2 separate regions of the Homo sapiens genome follow, and region 2 is linked to region 1. The links are chromatin loops, found by intact Hi-C in ENCODE. Cell type or tissue: heart right ventricle. All regions are shown on one strand. Links, peaks and the distances in the headings refer to the core of each region. The heading gives the core; the rest is flanking DNA.

Region 1 (2,916 bases), core at 237-2,736:
GGTTTACATAAGTCTGGCTGCCAGTTTTCTCAGAAGTGATGGGGTTACGCAATCTTAACATTCAGTTTGTAGGTTTTATTTCCCTGTTTTCAGTAGGCGACTCACCCCATCTTTGTGTGTGTGATGTCCCTGAGTCCACAGCCTCCCTGGTTCAACTTCTCGAGAGAGTGAGCTTCCTTCTTTCTGTTGTGCTGGGGGAGAGGACAATCTTCTGGCATTTTTGGTGGGGGGGAAATTGCATTCCAACAGATCTTTATATACATTTTTAACTAAACCCTCCTATTTTCAGCTCTACCCTGCACCTCAGCCTCCTGGTGTCTACATTTCCCGAGGCTGTCTGGTGTTCTATATAGAGAATTAACTTACTTATTGACATTCTGCCTGCAAGCTTAGGTTTTTAGCTTTCTCCAGGCTATTTAGGTAGTTACACATTTCCAACATTTTGTTGAAATCCTGTTTGCTGATAGTCTTCTTTCAAGTTTTCTTTATATCGTGGCTTTAGGCTTTGGCATTTTGTTTTTTTGGGGTTTTTTGGGTTTTTTTTGTTTTTTTGAGACAGAGTCTCATGGTGTCACCCAGGCTGGAGTGCAGTGGAGCGATCTCGGCTCACCACAACCTCTGCCTCCCAGGCTGAAGCAATTCTCCTGTTTCAGCCTCCCAAGTACGTCGGATTACAGGTATATGCCACCACGCCTGGCTAATTTTTGTATTTCTAGTAGAGAAGGGTTTCGTTGTGTTGGCCAGACTAGTCTCGAACTCCTGGCATCAAATAATCTGCCCCCCTTGGCCTTCCAAATTGCTGGGATTACAGGCTAGGCTTCAGCCACCGCGCTCGGCCTGGTATTTCTTTACTAACATTTTAGTGGAGCTTCAGGGGGTTTGAAGAGAAATGTGAATATTCAACCTCCCATATTTAATTTGCCACAGTTTGTATCTGGGTCTCCAGTTTAATTATGTTGTCACTCCGAGGATATAAGTTACTTGAGGGCAGTGACTATGGCTCGTTTCCTTCAACAATGCTTAGCTCAGTGCTCAGGATCTCACAAATGCTAATAAGTCCTCTGTACTGATTGAAATTGGAATTCAACGAGTGCCTATTAATTAACATGCTCTGCTCAAAAGTTGGTGGGATAAAATTATGAACAGGTTCCCATTGAAAAAGACCAGGATTCTAGTGGGGGAGTTAGGATAGTAGAAACCATAGGGATAGGTTCTATAAAAGCAGGGCCATGAGAGCACAAATAATGGATATTTTGGAAAACTTTCCTGACAATTTAAAGTTGATATCAGGGATCACTGCCAAGATGTTTAACAAAACTTGCCTCTCTATGCAGAACGTTAGGTTAAACGTACCATTGGTTGACCAGGTGTAGCAGCTTCCCTCATATATTTTTGTATTTTTTATTTTTTTTAGAGATAGGGTCTTGCTCTGTTGCCCAGACTGAAGTGCAGTGGCTCAATCACAGCTCACTAGAGCCTCAGGCTCCTAGGTTCAAGTGATCCTCCTGCCTCGGCCTCCCTAGTAGCTGGAACTACAGGCATGTGCCACCATACTTAGCTAATTTTAAAATATTTTGTAGAGACAGGGTCTCACTATGTCATCCAGGCTGGTCTCCAACTCCTGGGCTCAGGTGATCCTCTCTCTTTGGCCTCCCAAAGTGTGGGGATTACAGGTATGAGCCACCGCTCCCAGCATCCTCATGTCTTCAATGACCAAGGTTTCATTCTTGCTCAGCAAGTCACCTGATAATTAGTAATTATAAGGAGAATGGACATAATTGAGAAATAAACTGGAGAGTCTCTCCTATTTATTCATATTTTTACTGTGATTTGACAAGCTAATTTATTCTATTTTTAGAAAACAAGACGTATACATTTTACATTTTTTTCAGACTGTTTTTTCAGACTCCTTTTTCTTTCTTTCTTTCTTTCTTTCTTTTTTTTTTTTTTTTGAGGCAAAATCTTGCTCTGTCACCCAGGCTGGAGTGCAGTGGCACGACCTCGGCTCACTGCAACTTCCACCTCCTGAGTTCAAGCGATTCTCCTGCCTCAGCCTCCTGAGTAGCTCAAACACTTGACCTCAGATGATCCACCCAACTCGGCCTCCCAAAGTGCTGGGATTATAGGCATGAGCCACAGTGCCCGGCCTACAGAAATTAACATTTGTAAAGCCAAGTCCACACACCTAGAATTAAGCAGACAGATTTATAAGAAAACTGGCAGGAATGTTACCACAACCAGTGCATTCACTTAAACCCAATTAATAGAGTAGTAATCTACAATTACATAAAAATTGTTATTATTATTATTATTATTATTATTATTATTATTATTATTTTGAGATGGAGTGTCACTGTTGCCCAGGCTGGAGTGCAGCGGCATGATCTCAGCTCACTGCAACCTCCATCTCGTGGGTTCAAGTGATTCTTGTGCCTCAGCCTCCCCAGCAGCTGAGATTACAGGAGCACGCCACCATGCCTGGCTAATTTTTGTATTTTTAATAGAGATGGGGTTTCACCATGTTGACCAAGCTGGTCTCAAACCTGACCTCCTCAGGCCTCCCAAAGTGCTGGGATTACAGGCGTGAGCCACTGCGCCGGCCAAAAATGGTTATCTTTAATTGTATCAAAGAATTTTGCCGTGTGTCTTAGGTTGAGTTTGATGTGGAGAAGTGTCTCAGGCAGAAATTTGCTTGCAGAAGGTTAACTGGGGAGAGCTGTCAACAGCAGGATTAAGCAGGGACGTTGGACTGTGATGCAGTTGGCACGGAGGCCTCAGCCGATCTCATGGAGGAATCCCTGGAGCAGGGATGGCAGTGCTAACTGGGACAAGGGGCTAGGCCTCGCAGGCTGGCTGTCCCTGGGGAATGGACATAATTTTAGATGAAGCAGCTCCCTTCTGTAGAAGGGAATTCCC
Region 2 (2,916 bases), core at 233-2,732, 72 kb after region 1:
GGCGCCGGAGTTTCGGGTCCACGGATAAAATGTGTCTCCTTTGTCTCTACTAGAGAGGGAAAATAACTGGAATTGGAAGGACAGGGAGATTGAAGGGTAGCGAGAGAGGAAGATTGAAGGGTAGCAAGAGAGGCTGAAGACGAGTGAAAACACCGCTTACCAGATTTGAAATTGGTGAGATGTTCCTTGGGCTGGTTGGGCTGAGGACCTGAGGTCGTAGGTGGATCTCCCTAGGGAGTGAGGGCGAGGACAGGGGACCGGTCTCCCGAAGGAGTCCTCCTGTCCCGGGTCTTCGGCACCAAATGTCACGCGGGTCCGTGTGAAGAGAGTCCACCAACAGGCTTTGTGTGAGCAACAAGGCTGTATATTTCACCTGGGTGCAGGCAGGCTGAGTCCAAAAAAGGAGTCAGCAAAGGGTGGTGGGATTATCATTAGTTCTTATAGGTTTGGGATAGGCATACAAAGTACCTTCTTAAGGGCTAGGGGAGAATATTACAAATTACCTTCTTAAGGGTGGGGCAGAATGTATGTATCAGTAAGGGTAGGGCAGGAACAAATCACAATGGTGGAATGTCATCAGTTAAGGCTATTTTCACTTCTTTTGTGAATCTTCAGTTGCTTCAGGCCATCTGGATGTATACATGCAGGTTACAGGGGATATGATGGCTTAGCTTGGGCTCAGAGGCCTGGCACCCACCTTTTTGGACAAACCAATGTACTTCTTAAATATATTGATTGATGTCTCATGTCTCCCTAAATGTGTAAAACCAAGCTGTGCCCCGACCCACCTTGGACACATGTCATCAGGACCTCCTGAGGCTGTGTCACAGTGTGCGTCCTTAGCTTTGGCAAATAAACCTCCTAAAATGAGACTTGTCTCATCATTTTTCTTGACTGACAGAAGCTACGCAAGACCATCTCTGCAGGCTGCTGGCAGTTCCTTGAAGAGTACAGCTTTGGGGGCTTCTTGCCAGGTGCAAAAAAACACATTCACGTTTTACAGTGTGTTAAGGATCTCTCCTGTGTTTTGTGCTCCTCCTGGTTCCACCTGACTCCCTAAGAGGCTCCAAGAGTTGAATTTGCTGGCCTATTTCGAGGGATGGCCTTGCAGAGCTCCTCATTTCCTTTCTATTTTGTCTCCTTTAACCCAGCCTGTTGCTCAACTCTTTCCCCAAATCCCCAGGAATAACCCAAGGAAGAGAAGAAAAAGAGCTGCCAGTTAAAGTCACTCCAGATTCCCAAGGCAACCTGTTCCCCTGCCCACCCCCCTGCCGCTCCCCGCGGGGAGGCAGTCCTGCCTAGCACCACAGCAGGAGAATCAGCTGTTTCCTGCCCAACCTCAGTGGCTCAGGCTGAGTCATCCTTTTCCCTGCCTGGGTCAAGGCGTGGCTTCTCCAATCCCTTACAAAATGCTTCCGCCCCAAAATGCTCAGGCCAGCCTGTTAAGGGCTGGAGAGCCAACTCATTCAGTGTCTCCTTTGAATTTCATGAATTAAAAATGACTGCACTTAAAGCCCCAAAGTGCCACTAACAGACCTGAGGTGAACCCTGTTGGCCTTTGGCAGAAACCAAACTGCCCACATGCATTAAGTCCAGCGGGAGGACTGGGGGTTGGCCAGGGCCTGGCCTCTCCGATGACTAAAGAGACATGTGAGCAAAACCAGCTGTGGTCAGCATCATTCTTTTTTTGAGATGGGATCTCACTCTGTCACCCAGGCTGGAGTGCAAAGGCGCAACTAGGGCTCACTGCAACCTTCATCTCCTGGGCTGAAACAATCCTCCCATCTCAGCCTCCCAAGTAGCTGGGACTACAGGCATGCGCCACCATGCTCAGCTCATTTTTTTTTTTTTTTTTTTTTTGTAGAGATAGGGTTTCGCCATAGGGTTTCGCCATGTTGACCAGGCCAGTCTCAAACTCCTGGCCTCAAGTGATCCACCTACCTCAGCCTCCCAAAGTGCTTGGATTACAGACTTGAGCCGCCACACCCAGCCATCATCAGTCTTGCTTGTTTATTCAAAATGTAGGTATGGGGTATCCGTTATGAACCCAGAAGCATCTGAGACAGGACTCAGTCAATTTAGAAAGCTTATCTTGCCAAGGTTAAGGATGCACCCATGACACACCTCAGGGGGTCCTGGTGACATGTGCCCAACAAGGTCGGGGCATAGCTTGCTTTTATACATTTGATGGAGACACGAGACATTAATCAATATGTCTAAGATGTGTATTGGTTCCATCTGGAAGGGCGGGACAACTTAAAGATGGGGCAGCTTCCAGGTCATAGATAGATTTTAAAATGTTCTGTTTGGCAATTGGTTGAAAAAGTTATTATCAACAGAAAGGAATGTTTGGGTTACGAAAAGGGGTTGTAGACACCAAGTTTTTATCATGCGGATGAAGCCTCTGGGTAGTAGGCTTCAGAGAGAATAGATTGTAAATGTTTCTTATCAGACTTAAGGTCTGTGTTAATGTTAATGTTGGTCAGCTTTTCCTGAATTCCAAAGACAGGAGGGGATCATGAGGCATGTCCAACGCCCCCTTCCATCATGGCCTGAACTAGTTTTTTCAGGTGAACTTTCAAATGCCATTGGCTGAAAGGAGGGATCCATTCAGATGGTTAGTGGGCTTTAGAATTTTATTTTTGGTTTGCACTGTGACACATTGCTCAGAACCAACTTAGCGCACCACTGAGGACACCTTTTGCCCCTCGTTTCCAGCACTCCACTTGGCTGGTTTTAAGGTGCTAAATTCTGGAAGGGTAGAGATTGTGTCTGTGTACCCCCATGGGTGACAAGCAGAGGGCCCTGCATGCAGTGGGTGCTCAATTGATGCTTATTACGAGAAGAGATACAAATGAATGGGGATTCTACTGATTCCTATTACTACTCAATAACTAACAAGAGCTTCACGGTACT

Evidence for each region. Peaks named below come from ENCODE experiments on the same cell type or tissue, not always from the same donor. Only the 100,000 strongest peaks of a DNase experiment are listed, where the experiment ranks them.
Region 2: it touches region 1 in a loop (3-fold over the local background); 30 of 110 quality-filtered maps call a loop at or near these places.

Annotation. Positions count from the first base shown.
Region 1 is chr10:32,065,988-32,068,903 of GRCh38, forward strand. No RefSeq gene overlaps it. Among named protein-coding and RNA genes, the nearest start is that of KIF5B, 11 kb to the left of the region's middle. In heart right ventricle, for the core only: no CTCF peak of the experiment used is centred there; no DNase peak of the experiment used is centred there.
Region 2 is chr10:32,138,161-32,141,076 of GRCh38, forward strand. No RefSeq gene overlaps it. Among named protein-coding and RNA genes, the nearest start is that of KIF5B, 83 kb to the left of the region's middle. RefSeq lists an enhancer at 1,077-1,806. In heart right ventricle, for the core only: a CTCF peak has its summit at 1,300; a DNase peak (open chromatin) is centred at 1,361; H3K27ac peaks cover 2,284 bases.